Regions from separate parts of the Mus musculus genome. Here all the other regions are linked to region 2. A link is a loop called in an ENCODE intact Hi-C map of the cell type or tissue named here. Cell type or tissue: gastrocnemius. All regions are shown on one strand. Links, peaks and the distances in the headings refer to the core of each region. The heading gives the core; the rest is flanking DNA.

Region 1 (5,399 bases), core at 938-3,437, 110 kb before region 2:
TAAGAGTACCCGATTGCTCTTCTGAAGGTCCGAAGTTCAAATCCCAGCAACCACATGGTGGCTCACAACCATCCCTAACGAGATCTGACTCCCTCTTCTGGAGTGTCTGAAGACAGATACATTGTACTTACATATAATAATAATAATAATAATAATAATAATAATAATAATAATAATAATAATAAAAAAACATATTGAACCAGGCCTCAATCGTAGATTAAGAATGTTGTTCAGGGGCTTTGTTTTGATACAGGGTCTCACTATGTAGCCTAGGCTGGCCCCAAACTCACAGAGATCCACCTGCCTCTGCCTCCTGTGTGCTGATCAAAGTCCTGTGCCACTCCACACCATCCAGGATGAGTTCAGAAAGAGAACAACAAAAAGCAAAACAATGAAGCAATATGTTTAAAAAATGCTAAGGGTCTTACCATGTAGCCCAGGCTGGCCTGGAACTCTTGATCTTCTTGCTGCAGCTATATGAGTGTTGGGATCGCAGGACTGTCTCACCATGAACAGTAAGTGTGCATATGCAAATATGTGTGCACGCACACTCACACACAGATACATAGACCCCCTACACACACCTAGAAGTTTTCTTGGGGTGCTGGGGTTGAACCTGGGCCTAGTGCATGAAGGAAGCACTTTTTTTTTTTTTAATTATTAGCTGAGGACTGAACCCAGAGCCTTGTGCTTGCTAGCCAAGTGCTCTACCTCTGAGCTAAGTCCCCAACCTCCCCTGCCCAACCCTGAGAGGCAAGCACTCTTGACTGATCTATAGCCCTGGTTTATTTTTTCTTTAACTGATGCTTAATATTGAGTACCTACTATGTGTTCTGCTCTTGAATAAGCTATGAAGAAATTGTCTCTTCAGTCATCACTGAAGAAAATGCATAGATGCCAGGACATGTGATCCTACCTACCTTGGGGAAGAGCAGGGGCTGCTTTGAGCTGAACTCAAAGAATGAATGGAGCTGCATGGAGCAGTTTGGGTGGCAGTTGCTTGAAAAGAAGAAATTCATGTTCAAGAACTGAAGGCCAGCCAGATGAAATGGCTCAATGGTAAAGGTGCTTGCTGCCTGGTGACCTGGGATCCACACAGTGGAAGGAGAGAGCCAACTCACAAAGTTGTCCTCTGACCTCTCTCTACACATGCATCATAGCAGGTACACGCCCACACAAATAAATGAGCAAGTAAAAGCACTGGGTATATGGCACCACATATAAACCTGGCACTCAGAGGTAGTATGGCCAGCCAGGGTAACATAGTGAAGCCCTGCCTCAAAACAGCCTGAGTGAAGGGCAGGTTCTGTGTTCACAGCCACTTCCACTGGTCTCTTAAGACAAGGGGTGAGAGCCGCACAAGTATTTCGATGGATTACCTCCCACTCCCACCCCTGTAAACATTCTAACGTTTCACATTTATTCCCAGGTTCTCTGATGTTCTGTGTCCTCAGAGTTGATAGAGAAGCAAACATTACATTATGGTTCCATTTGTGGTCTTGGCCCCAGAACAAGCCCTCCCTCTTGGTGTTGCTTTGAAAATCACAGCACTTAGCTGACATTAAATTCCTGGTAGTCAGTTAAGGGTACTGACAGTGCACTGAGTCTCCACATGCCAATACCAACAAAAGCAAGAGAAGGGTATTTCTTAATCCCTGTGTTTAAAATCAAACCAGGCTGCAGTAAAGAATCACAGGAATTCCTTAATGAACTGTTGAGCCAACAGCTCCACCCCGGCCAGAGAACAGGCAGAGGTCCTGGTGACCAAGAGCAAAGGACCAAGACTGGTCACTGAGCCATTTAAAATTAATTCCTCAACCCATTTAAAATTAATAACAACAGTGGCTAAGCAATATAGTATGTTTCTTCTAAAGGGAAGTGTTTGAGAAGTTGGAGGCTTATCCTGGAATTTGTGTATAAACTACAAAAGTCACTGGTCAAAATGTATCACTCCTAGAAGTGTAACAAACAACAAAGGCCAGCTCACTAGGCAGCATGGTCCTAAAATGTTAGAACACAGGAGTCAGAGGGAGAAAAGATGGCTGGTCTGAGATCAGTTCAGGCTACAGTAGGCAGTTTAAAGCTAGGCTAAGATATAGAGCAAGACAACCTAAAAGCATCCCCAAATCTTAGGAGAGTCTTCTGTCAGGTTGTGCCTTCCCAGTCCTTAAGCAGTTCATGGCCCTGATGTCTGCCTTCTCCATGGACAGACCCTTTCACTCCATGCCTCTCACAGCTGATAATACAGGTTTCCACATTCAAGTGCCTGTAGGCTAGGCATGCTGCCACAGGAAGTATTCAGGAAGCAGAGGCTGGAGAATGGTAACTTTAAGGCTAACCTAGGGTACAGATACCTTCTGTACTGGCTAGTTTTGTGTCAACTTGACACATCTGGAGTTATCACAGAGAAAGGAGCTTCAGTTGAGGAAATGCCTCCATGAGATCCAATTGTAAGGCATTTTTTCAATTAGTGATCAATTAGTGATCAAGGGGGAAAGGCCCCTTGTGGGTGGTGCCATCTCTGGGCTGGTAGTCTTGGTTCTATAAGAGAGCAGGCTGAGCAAGCCAGGGGAAGCAAGCAAGCCAGTAAAGAACATCCCTCAGTGGCCTCTGCATCAGCTCCTGCTTTCTGACCTGCTTGAGTTCCAGTCCTGACTTCCTTCAATGATGAACAGCAGTATTGGAAGTGTAAGCTGAATAAACCCTTTCCTCCCCAACTTGCTTCTTGGTCATGATGTTTGTGTAGGAATAGAAACCCTGACTAAGACACCTTCTCTGTCTCTTTCTTTATGCCACATAGTGATTTGACAATTTCAGGATTTTTCTAAACCTAACCCAAAGCCAGACTCATCTCTGACTAAAGGAAGAAAAGCTTGTTTGCAAGGATTTCCAAGGCTATCCCAGCTTGCAACTTTCCAAGGCTATCCCAGCTTTCCCATGTAACCTCTCAGGAGCCCCCAGCAACTGATACCCACTCCACACACACACCCCATTTCACTGTGAACAGTCCCCTGGGACTTATCTCTGCTACTCTGTCCCTTTAGCTTTTCTACTGCTGTCAAATTGGAAGCAACCACATATGCCAGCAAGATTTCTCAGGTACCATCCCTGGTCCAGACCCCATTCCAGCAGCTTTGGGTTTCAGTGACCTGCGCTTGCCATGGATGACACGGGCAGAGCCTTTTGGGCCAGTGGAGGACAACCGTCTCTGAGGTCAGGCTGTAACTTGGAGAATGAGTAAGCTCCCCAAACCAGCTTTTCCCCCAACCCCAAGCAGCAAGAGCTACTCTGCCTCTATGCAGAACCAGACAGACACAGGCTTAACACATAAAGACAAAATAAATCTTACAAAAAATAAAAGCAACCATGCCATAAGGTAAACTTGTGTCGTACATCTGATAAATAATTTTAAGTGTTTTCTCCTATACAAGAAGGAGGGGTTTAAGAGCGGAGAAGACGGCTCAGCGGATAAGAGCACTAACTGCTCTTCTGAAGGTCCTGAGTTAAAAATCCCAGCAACCACACTGTGGCTCACAACCACCCTTAATGAGATCTGACGCCCTCTTCTGGTGCATCTGAAGACAGCTACAGTGTACTTATGTATAATAATAAATAAATCTTTGGGTCGGAGCGAGCAGGGACTGAGGGAGTGGAGTTGACTGGAGCATGCAGCGGTCCTAAAAAAATTCAATTCCCAACAACCACATGAAGGCTCACAACCATCTGTACAGCTATAGTATACTCACTTACATAAAATTAATAAATAAATCTTTTAAAAAATGAGTTGAGTGGAGAAGATGGGGCTGGAGAGATGGCTCAGTGGTTAAGAGAACTGACTGCTCTTCCAAAGGTCCTGAGTTCAATTCCCAGCAACCACATGGTGGCTCACAACCATCTGTAATGGGATCTGATGCCCTCTTTGGTGCATATGAAGACAGAGACAGTGTACTTACATATAATAAATAGATAAATCTTAAAAAAAAATGGAGATCCACTCTTCAGGGCCTTCCCAGTGGAAACTGCATCTAGTACTTCTTCTAGGGAAGTCTTACAGCCCCTACTCCAGAGTTAAAATGATCACATGGCCAATAAAAGTACTTAGAATACTTAAGATATTTCTAGGAAACTAAAAAGGAGCCCAAGAAGAGGGAGGAAAAAGAGGTCTTGGTGTTAGTGACCCCAAGGGTAAGAGAAGGAATGTCATAGGCCAGGTGTCCTGTTGTGGTTGGCACACCTTCAATCCCAGCACTCCCAGGCTAGAGAAGGGCAGGTTTCTGAAAGTCCCAGGCCAGTCAGGTCTACCTGGTGAGAGCTTGTCTCAAAACAAAACAAAAACCAATAGGATACAAAAGCAGGAGTGGGATTCCGAAGGAGAGCCACAAGCAAGGACTGGGTGAGCCAGCAGGGAAGGCGTGGGGATTGGAGAGAGTGAAACCTGCCGGGGCTGGAGAGATGGCTCAGCAGTTAAGAGCACTGACTGCTCTTCTGAAGGTCCTGAGTTCAAATCCCAGCAACCACATGGTGGCTCACAACCATCTGTAATGAGATCTGACGCCCTCTTTTCGTGTATCTGAAAACAGCTACAGTGTACTTATGTATAATAATAAATAAATCTTTTTTGTTGTTGTTGTTTGTTTTGTTTTTTCGAGACAGGGTTTCTCTGTATAGCCCTGGCTGTCCTGGAGCTCACTTTGTAGACCAGGCTGGCCTCGAACTCAGAAATCTGCCTGCCTCTACCCTCTCGAGTGCTGGGATTAAAGGCGTGCGCCACCATGCCCGTTGAATAAATAAATCTTTAGGCCAGAGCAAGCAACCTTCATTCCCAGTAACCACATGATGGCTCACAATCATCAGTAAAGCTACAGTGTACTCATATACATAAAATAATTTAAATAAATCTTTAAAAAAGATATCTGTCCCTCTGTATGCTGCTTTTTAAAAAACAAAAAAATTAGGGCTGGAGACTGTAGCTCAGCAGTGAAGAGCATGTATTGCTCTTGCAGAGGACCCACATTCAGTCCCTAGCACTGACACGGTGGTTGCCAGACACCCACTGGTGCACAGAAACACATGCAGACAAGGCTTTCACACACCAGAAAAAAATGAATTTAATAAAAATTGAAGATGAAAGCACAAAGCCATGGCCAGTGATGCTGCACTTGTCTAGAGTGCACAAGACCCTAAAATGGGTCCCTAGTTGCACATAACCTACAGGTAAAGGGATATGGCCTGACGGCAGGACCCATGCTCAGGGGCGGGGGTGGGGGGAGGACAAGCATTCTGTGGGGAATTGGGCTACAGGCTGGTCTCTTGTTGAGCTGAGGTCTGAACCCTGAAGGGTGATAATTTACCTACATGACATGGGACCAGTTCCATTATGCTCCTGGAACTCTGGCTCC
Region 2 (5,399 bases), core at 1,203-3,702:
CACCCAGCCACTATGTAACTTTTGATGTCTTGGAACTTGCTATGTTGACCATGTTGACAGAGATCTGCTTGCCTGTGTATTGGGATTAAAGGCATGTGCCACCATACCTGGCCTATACAATTTTAATTGGCGGTAAATACGGAACATAAAATCTTACTTGAATGAAGAGCCAAGACTACAGATAAGCAAGCATTCTGCTTATAAAAAAAGCATAAAAGTTATTTTTCAAGTCAAAGTATGGTAATAACGTGACCTTACGAGTGTAGTTTATATATTGTTAAATGTCCACTAAAATGTGTTAAAAGCCCTTTTGAACTACTGACACCTTTATTAGGGGCTCATAGGAGCTCAGTACACTGGAGCAGGGGACCACACATCACATTAATAACAAGAGCTAATCACAAATGTACAGGTGTGTGTATACATGTATGTGAGAGCATTGGTGTGCACATGTATATGCATGTGTGTATATATATATATATATATATATATATATACGTATATATATATACACACATATGTATATGTGAGTATACATCTATGCATGTGTGTACATACAGGAATGTCTGTTGTGTGCATGTGTACATATACATATGTGTGTATGTATGTATATGCATGTCTGTATGTGCTTGTGTATGTATTTTACCTGTGTGTGTGTTTGTATGTATGTGTCTGTGTATGTGCATATGTGTATGTGCATGTGTCTATACATATGTGCACATGTGTATATACATGTGTCTGTGTGTGCTTGTGTGTATATGTGAGTTTGCTTGTGTGTGCATGTGTGTATATACATACTATGAATGTATATGTATATATATATATGCTGTCTGTGTGCTTGTATGTTGATATACATGTGTGTATGTGTGTGACTGTGTGTGCTTGTGTGTGCATGTTAATATGTGTGTATGTGTATGCATGTATATGTGCATGATATATGTGTGTAGATATATATGAGACCCAATAGGGTCTCCCTATGTAGCCCTGGCTGGGTTGAAACTTGCTCTGTAGCCCTGGCTGTCCTCACATTTACAGAAATCCTCCTGCCTCTGCCTCCCAAGTGCTGGGATTAAAGGTTTGCTGCACCACAACTGGCACTTTTTACATTTTTTTTTCTATTGTATTTTATTATTTTAGACTTTTTTCAGTTCTATGTTTTTAAACATTTCACATGAACACATCGGCACGACTGAGCTTCACCTGCTGCCACCGGAGGACTTTAGTTCATGCAAACAATGTGTTGTGCCTGGAGTTCTCTCTTAGTGAATACCAGGTGGAACATGGGGCTATTTTTGACAAAGTCAAAGTTATACCCATAGAATAATGAAATGCCATGTAGCTGGGAGGACATTTTCACCATTACAAATGCTCTAACTGTTAAAGGAATGCTAGTGCTTTCTACCTGGGTCCCCAGTGAGAGTCTGAGGGGCGTGCTGGGCCAGCCTAGGGCTGATGTGCCAGGGAAAAGTTAGTGATCCCCAAAACACACACAGGAGCTGATCTGATGCAACTCACAGCAGGGTCTCTATTCTATTCTCGAGCTAGCTCCCCCCCCCCACTGTCACGAAGAACGGTTTTGGTGGTGGGGGAGCCCGGAATATCTATCAGGGCAAGACTTTAGAGTAAGCAGCAAGCAGGGAGTGTGTGTGCAAGCATCTAATTGGCAAGCTCCTGTGACCTTTAGCATAATTGGCTGGTGCTGGGAGTGCTTCTGCTCCCTCTGCATTGGTGGTCCTTAGGCAGGGGGTGGGCTTGTAACCTGGGGTGCAGGTTTGTTGGGGGAATCACCTGGAGACACTGGTCTTGTTGGGGGTGTAACCTAGAGACTGGAGCTAGGCTCAGGTTTTGTTGGGGGGCAACTTGGAAACTCATGCTAGGTACCAGCCTGTTAGTTTACCCGAGTTCAAACTTAGGTCAGGTTCTCTGAAATGGAGTCTGAATTTAAAACCTTTGGCCTCTTGGGCAAAGGCCAGTGCCGCCACCTCAGCAGCTGTGCAAGGAGTTTCCTTTTGCTCTGTTTCTTTGGCCTTCTCAAGATGTCAGTCTCCTCCTGCATCTTCAGATCAGTTTCGGGGGGCAATGGTGGTAGAGGAGGGCAGGTGTAAGAGGGTTCCTGTAGGCAAACTGCCACCTGGTATTTTGGGCTGTGTTAACTGAGGGGCTAAAGACAAAGTGCATTAACGAGACACAGCACGTTTTCCTTGTATGTCTTATGAAGAATTTATCCAAGGCGAACATATTAATTTTTTGTTTGAACTAGTTTGTTCTTGTTTTTTCAAGACAGAGTTTCTGTGTGTCGCCCTGGCTGTCCCAAAACTCACTCTGGTGACCAGGCTGGCCTCGAACTCAGAAATCCGCCTGCCTCTGCCTCCTGCGAGTGCTGGCCTTAAAGGCATGTGCCACCTCGTCTGCCATGCCAAGCTGAGCTTTTGACTTTGAGCAAGATGCCAGAAAAAATGTCTTTAGGGTGCAGAGGAACCGAGGTCATCCTTCAGCCAGGAGAGCTGGACGATCAGTACCCCTCGGGGCTGTCCCTGCTGCTTCCTGGTAACAGCAGCAGCTCTAGAAGACTTTGACTTACTTGTCTCCACCAGACTGATGCGGTTTGATGAGAGCCAAAGCCTCAGCATCCCCCAAAATGGCTCTAAGAGCAGCCACGGACTTTACAGCAACAGCGACACCTACCGACCAGCTGGAGGAGCGGACGGAGGTCGGTTCTAGGAACCGTAGCTTCTAGACCGCTTCCAGGTCTCTTCTGATTGCCCGCCCCTCTCTCAGAGCATCCTGTGTTTTGTCACTACCCTCTTACAGGGGTCAAACGACGGTCTAACACTTTGTTCTTAAAAATAAGCATTAGGAATGCTCTGCGCGGACAGAGGCTGAATCTGAAACTATTCTCTTCTCACTTGCTGACTTCTAGCACACTGTAGCAGTCCATTGGTGCCTCGTCTTTATTTTCTTTTAACTACATTATATCTATTCATCCATCCATCCATCTGCCTGTCTGTCCATCTATATATCAGTGAGCCCTGTTCGTATGCTGTCGAGCATGGCTCTAGAATTCGGAAGCCGACTTTCCCGAGTCTCCTTCCACTGGGTATTGGGGATTGAACCCAGGTCTTTAGGCTAGGAGGTGCACGTCTTTCCCACTGAAGCATCTCCCAGGTTTTGGTGTCGAGTCTTTTAAGTATTACGCATGCTCATAACAGCCAAAGAACACTCCATGCTGGCATGGGAGGACCCGAGTGTGTGCACCATGTATGGATAGTGCTTTTCCGTAGAGAGTACTCAGCTGAAGATGGTACAGTCTATGTTCTAGTATTACCAAATGTCTGCCATTTGACCCTCCTCTGAGAAAAGGCTTAGAAGGTGACGAGTAAGCACAACCACCTACAGGTGGCGCTGTCTGTCCATTTTCACCTTTGTGGTGCTTAATCCCTTTGAAGAAATCCGGAGCCCGACAAAGATAGCTCGGTCGCTCTCTCTCTCTCTCTCTCTGTCTCTCTCTGTCTCTCTCTCTCTCTGTCTCTCTCTCTCTCTTGGTTTTTCGAGACAGGGTTTCTCTATGTAGCCCTGGCTGTCCTGGAATTCACTCTGTAGACCAGGCTGGCCTCGAACTCAGAAATCCGCCTGCCTCTGCCTCCCAAGTGCTGGGATTAAAGGCCTGTGCCACCACTGCCCGCCCCACCCTGGGATTTTTACTGAGTGTTAGAGATCTGAATTCAGTTCTGCACACTTGCCCAAGAAACAACCAACTAAATAAACTTGCTAGCCTTCCATTATCTTTAAGCATTCTCAGTGCTTTAACTTATTATTTTGTGTGCACGGATGTTTTGTGTGTCTGTGTAGCGTGTGCATGCAGGGTCTGTGGAGGCTGATAGAGGGCGTTGGGTTCCATGGAATTGGAGTTGCAGACAGCTGTGAGCTGCCATGTGGTTGCTGGGAACTGAACTTGGGTCCTCTGGAAGAACAGCCAGTGTTCCTAACCTCTGAGCCATCTCTCTAAAATTATTTGTTATTGTGATTGTGTTTGTGTGTGTGTGCATATAAGTGCATGGACACTCGGAAGATTAAAGCAGGGAGGTCATGAGTTCAAGGCTATTCCAGGCTATATAGCAAGTTCTAGTCCAGCCTGGGCTACTCACTGAGAACTGTCAGGGAAACAAAGGATAGGTCATGGTGGCTCACACCTATGATTCTAGTACCTGGGGGCTGAGATAGGAGGATTGCCACCTGTTTGAAGCCAACCTGGACTTCACCTGTGTTGCAGGCTTATGAAGCTGCAGAGCGAAACTTTGTCTAAAAGCAAAACAAGCCGGACGTGGTGGTGCATGCCTTTAATCCCAGCACTTGGGAGGCAGAGGCAGGCAAACTTCTGAATTGGAGGCCAGCCTGGTCTACAGAGTGAATTCCAGGACAGCCAGGGCTACACAGAGAAACCCTGTCTCGAAAAACTGAAAAAACAAACAAACAAACAAAAGCAAAGCAAAACAAAACCTCACAAATTCTAACCAAAAACACCAAAATTCTGGAAAAAAAAAAATGAACCAAAGGAGAAAGTGAAATGATTTAGGTAACACCAGTTCTGTCCCAACGTGGAGTCTGCCGCTCAGCCTTGGGTGAGACATTCAAGTGAACCCCTAGCCTTAGCTAAGATACTCAAGTGAGGCACTTCTCTCTCCCGCCCCCCAGCAGCCTTGGCGACGATTCTGGGACTGTCTCTGACATTGACAGTGGTCCAAGCAAATTATGTGGTGTCTGGAAGATACTGCTGAGCCTTGCAAAGAAAGCAGCTTTTACAGGCCACTGCAAACCCCTCACTAATATAACCATCTCAAGCACTAACGTAATTGTGGTTTGTTTTTTTTTTTTAATGCTGGCTGTGCCCAGGAACTGGAGCACAAAGGGACTTTTCAGAGACATGAGGTCTGGACATCAATTTAAAAAAATGGCTCAAAACTTATAATTGGCTTAGTCACCATGGTTGTCAATAACCGTCTTGCATGGATCATTTTATAAGCAATCCAGAAGAAACAGGTTTTGGTCAGAAAACAAAACAAAACAAAACTGGCTGTTCTCATCAGTTTCTATCTTTCTTTTCTTTTCTTTTTGTCTTTTTTTTTTCTTTTTGACTCCTCCCAATCTGCCTCTAGAGCAAGTGTCACAATTGGCAGGTGAGCAGGAAGAGGTCCCCACAAGGAAATAGGATGACAGAGGCCCAAGTAGTTAGGAAGCCGCCAGTAGGTCAAACCTGCCAATAGGGCAAACTACCAAAAGCTGGGGATGGGTCCAGGCTGCCTCTGCCCCAGACTGACAGCTGACTGGGGTTTGGTGATGAGCAGGTGGGGGCTGGAGGATGGGGCATTGAGGCTACAGATCTATTTCCTCTGGGCTCTGGG
Region 3 (5,399 bases), core at 938-3,437, 140 kb before region 2:
AGGCTAGCCTAGGGTACAGATACCTTCTCTGTCACTTTCTTAATGCCACACAGTGACTTTGACAATTTCAGGATTTCTCTATCCCTAACCCAAAGGCAGACTCATCTCTGACTAATGAAAGAAATGATTGTTTGCAAGGATTTCCAAGGCTATCCCAGCTTCCAACTTTCCTAGGCCATCCCAGCTTTCCCACGTAACCTCTCAAGAGCCTCGGCTAACTGATACTGCTCCCCCCCACCCCCCATTTCACTGTGAACAGTCCCCTGGGACTTATCTCTGCTACTCTGTCCCTTTAGCCTTTATTTTTCGGTCAAATTGGAAGCAACCACATATCACAGCAAGGTCAGAAGATGGTGCCAGCCCCCCTGGAACTGAAGTTCCAGGTCGTGAGACTGGACAGGGATGCTGGGGAAACAAACCTGGTTCCTCTGGAAGAACAGCTAACGTTCGTTCATAGCCACTAAGTCATCTCTCCAGTCCCATTCCTTAAATCCTGTCAGCCTGCTGGGTGGTGGTGGCTCACGCCTTTAATCCCAGTACTGGGGAGGCAGAGGCAGGCGAATCTCTGTGAGTTCAAGACCAAGCTGGTCTACAGAGTGAGTTCCAGGACAGCCAGGACTACACAGAGAAGACTAGTCTCAAAAAACAAACAAACAAAAAAAAAACAAAACAAAAAAACAAAAAAACAAAAAAAAAACCAAAAAACAAAAAACAAAAACAGACAACAAAACCAACAAAACAAAATCATGTTAGTCTGTTGGAAGATGGACCTGGGGTCACTGAGCCTCTTTTTCTGTTGTCCAATCTGTCTATGTAGTAAAATCGTTCTCTGCCTTTACCACCATTGTCTTTAACTGGTTCAACTTGGGGCTTGTGAACTCCTGGACCCAGGCCTTTTGCCCTATGTCCTCCAGTAACAACCCAACTAACACAGCATGACAAAAGTTCAGCCAACAGACACCTTGCAGGAGCAGGGGTGGGGGGTGGGGGCAAAGGCAGGTGCAGGACCCCAGCAACACCTGGTGCAGGACAGCAGACCAACCAGCAGCTTCATCATGTCAGCAAACCTCCACAGTAACTTGTATTATTTGCTGGTGGAAACAGGAAAGCTGCCAGGAGTCCCTGCAAACTGTCAAGTGAAATAGAACATGGCGCATCGCTTGCTCTTTGTGGCTGGAGAGAGGAAATGGCAGACACAGAAAGACAGATGACCCGCAATATGCGTGCATCTGCTCCTGAGCCTGAGACTCCTGAATCAGCAGTAGGAACCCGGGCTCCCAGGAAGGCAGTGTGCACCTCTGCAGCCCGCTCCCTGCATCTAACCTGCAGGGAACCCCTCAGAGAGCTTGGGCTTCCGGGAGAGCATGGCTGTAGGGGAGGCCTCTTCTAAAAAGTCTTTATGAAAGGAATTGAGGAAAACAAAACTATCAGGTGACATGGGGCAGGAGTTAGAGAAGCCAAGTGATTATGTAAAGCTTTGCTTGGGAGTTTAAATAAGATGACCTCATTTTAACAATTGCTGTTCAGTGTTGGGCAATAGACTCTTAGGGATTTATGGTTTGTTTTGACAGAGTTTCTCCATGTAGCCCTGGCTGTCCTGAAACTTGCTTTGTAGATCAGGCTGACCTCAAACTCACAGATATCTGCTTGTCTCTGACTCCCAAGTGCTGGGATTAAAGGCATACGTTACCACCTCTTGACAGCTGACGTTCAGTTTTTATTAAGATCTGGAATCTAAGGTTAGCATGAAGAACCAACTCAGTGAGCAAGTGACTGCCCACCCAGACACCAGGCTCTGACCCAGCCAGTCCCTGTTGCTGGACAAACACTCTGAGGGCTCTCTAAGCAGGGAACTAGGTAACTCTCTTGGTAACTAGATAACTCTCCTCTAGGTTACTAGGATTCACCTTACAGATCCCGTTGGCAGATCCTGTTGGTTGATCGCCTGCCAGATCATGTGCCCACCTCCAGGGTCTTCCTATACATCAGTTCCAGGAACAGATTCATTTAATTATTTACTTCTTGGTATTTTTCAAGATAGGCTCTCGCTGGCCTGAAACCCACTGCTTTTATTTTATTGTGCACTGTGGCCACATGCAGGCCAGAGGACAGCTCTCCAGGCTGGTTCTCTCCTGCCACCTTGTGGGACCTGGGGTTGGAACTCAGCCCAGTCAGGTTTAAACACAAGCACCTCCATCAGCTGAGCCATCGCCAAGGCTCTTACTTAACAGTTACTCTTGGCTGATCCTACACCCACAATTACAAAGACACGTGCTCATCCATCACGGAAATGATGTTCAGCTGGGCACCTCAGCATTTAGAGCCGTCTGCTGACTGATTCTTCAATGCTTTCCCCGGCTTTAGGGAGTAGCAGGGGGAGGGGGGCAAGCTCTGAACCCAAATCCAACTTCTATCTCTTACTATTATTTTGTATCTATCATCCAACTATCTATCTATCTATCTATCTATCTATCTATCTATCTATCTATCTATCTATCTATCTATCTATCCATCCATCCATCCATCCATCCATCCATCCATCTATCTATCTATCTATCATCTATCTATCATCTATCTATCTATCTATTTATCTATCTATCTATCTATCTATCTATCTATCTATCTATCTATCTATCATCTATCTATCCATCCATCTATCTATCTATCTATCTATCTATCTATCTATCTATATCTTCAAGACAGAGTTTATGTGTGCGGTTGTCCTGGAACTCACTCTGTAGACCAGGCTGGCCTTGAAATCAGGTATCTACCTGCCTCTTTCTGCCTTGAGTGCTGTGATTAAAAGTGTGCATTACCACAACAGTGTGTGTGTGTATACACTCTGTTGTGGTAATACACGCACACCCACCCACCCACACACACATACAAATACATACATATACATATATATATATGTGTGTATACATATATATATATGTATATGTATGTAAATATAATTTTTTTGAGGCAGCGTCTCTCACTGAACTTGGAGCTCACTGGTTCAGCTAGCTGGACTGATCAGCGGGTTGTCTTCAGTCCACAGCACTGGGACTGCATCATGGGTCACCACACCCACCTCCTGCTGCAGGATGGGTCTCCACGCCTGGCTCCTGCTAGTACTTTATTCACTCATGGAAAGGGAACTGGGCACGTGAAAAGCTGTGGGAGAAAAGGGAGACAGAGCCAGGAGTGCTTCGTAAACTCTAGACCTCTCAGTGCTGAGCTCTGAGGCAGTTCAGCAGGCTCACCTGCCCGAAGCGCCACTCCTTCAGCACGCATGAGAAAACAGGGTGAAACTGGTCCTCCTACCAGAAAATGTTTTTCTTCTGTAAATGTAGCAAACATGAGAGTTATACATCACATTTTCCAAAGGGTCAGGTGTTTATTCTAGCATTGTGGTTTCTTCTTGAAATGCTTTCTACTTTTCACTGGAATATAGCAAATGTGAATATATATGTAGCAGTGTAGCATTTGACCCGTGGAGACAATACTGAATATTAGCACATCTTAAATACATGTTCTATATGCATGAGTGTTTTGCCTGCATGTTTGTACACCACATGGGTCCTTGGTGCCTGTCTGTGGAGGTCAAAAGGGTGCATGCGATCCCCGGAACTGAAATACGGATGATGGTAAGCCTGCATTTGGTGAACCCAGGTCCTCTGCTGGAGTAACAAGTTCTCCTAACCACTGAGCCGTCTCCAGCCCCAGGGACTGACTCTCGGGAAGCCCAGGTGCTGGAGCTCCGTCTGCCTGAGCGGTTTATGTGGGAGGAAATGCTGGATACAGCAGATTACTAACAAACCGGTAAAATGCCAGGCATTGTCACACACCTTCAAAGCCAGTACTTTGGAGGCAGAGGCAGGGGGATTTCTGTGAGTTGGGAATACAACTGGTTTACATATTGAGTTTCAAGACAGCCAGGGCTATATAGTGAGACCCTGTCTCAAAATAGATAAGTAAATAAATAAGTAAATAAAGGGATTAATAAATACATTGGCAAACTGTCAGTCCACATTTTTTTCTCTCACCTTTATTTTCTTCTTTTCATATTCTTAGGAAGATTTAGAGTATTCTAAACTCCTGGGGAAAATTTTTTTTTCCTTCTCGCTCCGGCCCAAAGATTGATTTATTTATTATATGTAAGTACACTGTAGCTGTCTTCAGATACACCAGAAGAGGGCATCAGATCTCATTACAGATAGATGGTTGTGAGCCACCATGTGGTTGCTGGGATTTGAACTCAGGACCTCTGGAAGAGCAGTCAATTGTCTTAACAGCTGATCCATTTCTCCAGCCTCTCTGGGAAACTTTTTTAAAAAGACAAACATTTGCCATCTGTTCACACATGGATGACAAGTGTGCAGGAATATGTAAAAATAGCACTAAAATGGTAAAAACTGGGTCTATTTCTTAACTTTTATGGAGAGAACACAGATAACCTTGAGAATCTAAGAAAGAAAAATGTAGGTCTTCTCTTTTAAAGCAACAGGAATAACTAAGTGGCCCGAGAGATGGCCCAGTGGTTAAGATCACTGTCTGTTCTTCCAGAGGGTCTGGGTCAGTTCCCAGCTCCCACATGACAGCTCACAACAATCTGCAATCTGTAACCCCAGTTCCAGGGGCTCGGACACCCTCTTTTGGTGTATCAGTCACTGCATGAGAAACATCCATATAACAACAACAACAACAACAACAACAACAACAACAACACTGTTCCTGCAGGTAGAAAAGTTTCTTCATGGCACAGTGCTTGTCTGATGTGTGAGAAGCCTAACATCAACACACATTTCAAGAGAAAACACATGCCAAGCTTTTGTGTAAGCACTGTGTCAACACCTCCCAATGCCATATATAAAACATTAAACTTAGAAGTCCCAGGGCTCCCAAAGGCCTCTTAGTCCTTGACCTTTTCCACTAAACCTGTTCTCAACTTAAAAACAACTTTCTCCACCCACCAGCCGACCGTCTCCACCCACCAGCCTGTTGTCTCCACCTAGCAGTCGGCTGTCTCCACCCACCAGCCGGCTGTCTCCACCCACCAGCCGGCTGTCTCCACCCACCAGCCGGCTGTGTCCACCCACCAGCCGACCGTCTCCACCCACCAGCCTGCTGTCTCCACCCACCAGCCTGCTGTCTCCACCCACCAGCCTGCTGTCTCCACCCACCAGCTGGCTGTCTCCACCCACCAGCCGGCTGTCTCCACCCACCAGCCAGCTCACTCCAACCACCATCCTGCTATTTCTATCCCCACCCACCAGTCTTGGAGAACTCACCCATGCTAGCTCCTCTCTTTCCAAGGGCATAGGTATGTGAATCCACTCACTGTCATTCTCACCATCCTGTCGTCCTGGCCTGTTGCCATTCACATCCACCGATTTTAACAGGGCCTTTTTATT

Evidence for each region. A loop is a pair of places that touch in the nucleus more often than their neighbours do. Peaks named below come from ENCODE experiments on the same cell type or tissue, not always from the same donor. Only the 100,000 strongest peaks of a DNase experiment are listed, where the experiment ranks them.
Region 1: it touches region 2 in a loop (4-fold over the local background); 5 of 42 quality-filtered maps call a loop at or near these places.
Region 3: it touches region 2 in a loop (2.5-fold over the local background); 9 of 42 quality-filtered maps call a loop at or near these places.

Annotation. Positions count from the first base shown.
Region 1 is chr15:100,340,209-100,345,607 of GRCm38, forward strand. It overlaps a transcript of Mettl7a3 not described here. Among named protein-coding and RNA genes, the nearest start is that of Mettl7a3, 8.0 kb to the left of the region's middle. In gastrocnemius, for the core only: no CTCF peak of the experiment used is centred there; no DNase peak of the experiment used is centred there.
Region 2 is chr15:100,454,865-100,460,263 of GRCm38, forward strand. The region is part of intron 1 of 5330439K02Rik (a long non-coding RNA gene); the gene reads right to left. Among named protein-coding and RNA genes, the nearest start is that of 5330439K02Rik, 11 kb to the right of the region's middle. In gastrocnemius, for the core only: CTCF peaks have their summits at 2,688 and 3,387 (motif pointing right); DNase peaks (open chromatin) are centred at 2,671 and 3,400; H3K4me3 peaks cover 294 bases; H3K27ac peaks cover 701 bases.
Region 3 is chr15:100,319,183-100,324,581 of GRCm38, forward strand. It overlaps a transcript of Mettl7a1 not described here. Among named protein-coding and RNA genes, the nearest start is that of Mettl7a3, 13 kb to the right of the region's middle. In gastrocnemius, for the core only: a CTCF peak has its summit at 2,137 (motif pointing left); a DNase peak (open chromatin) is centred at 2,105; H3K27ac peaks cover 1,528 bases.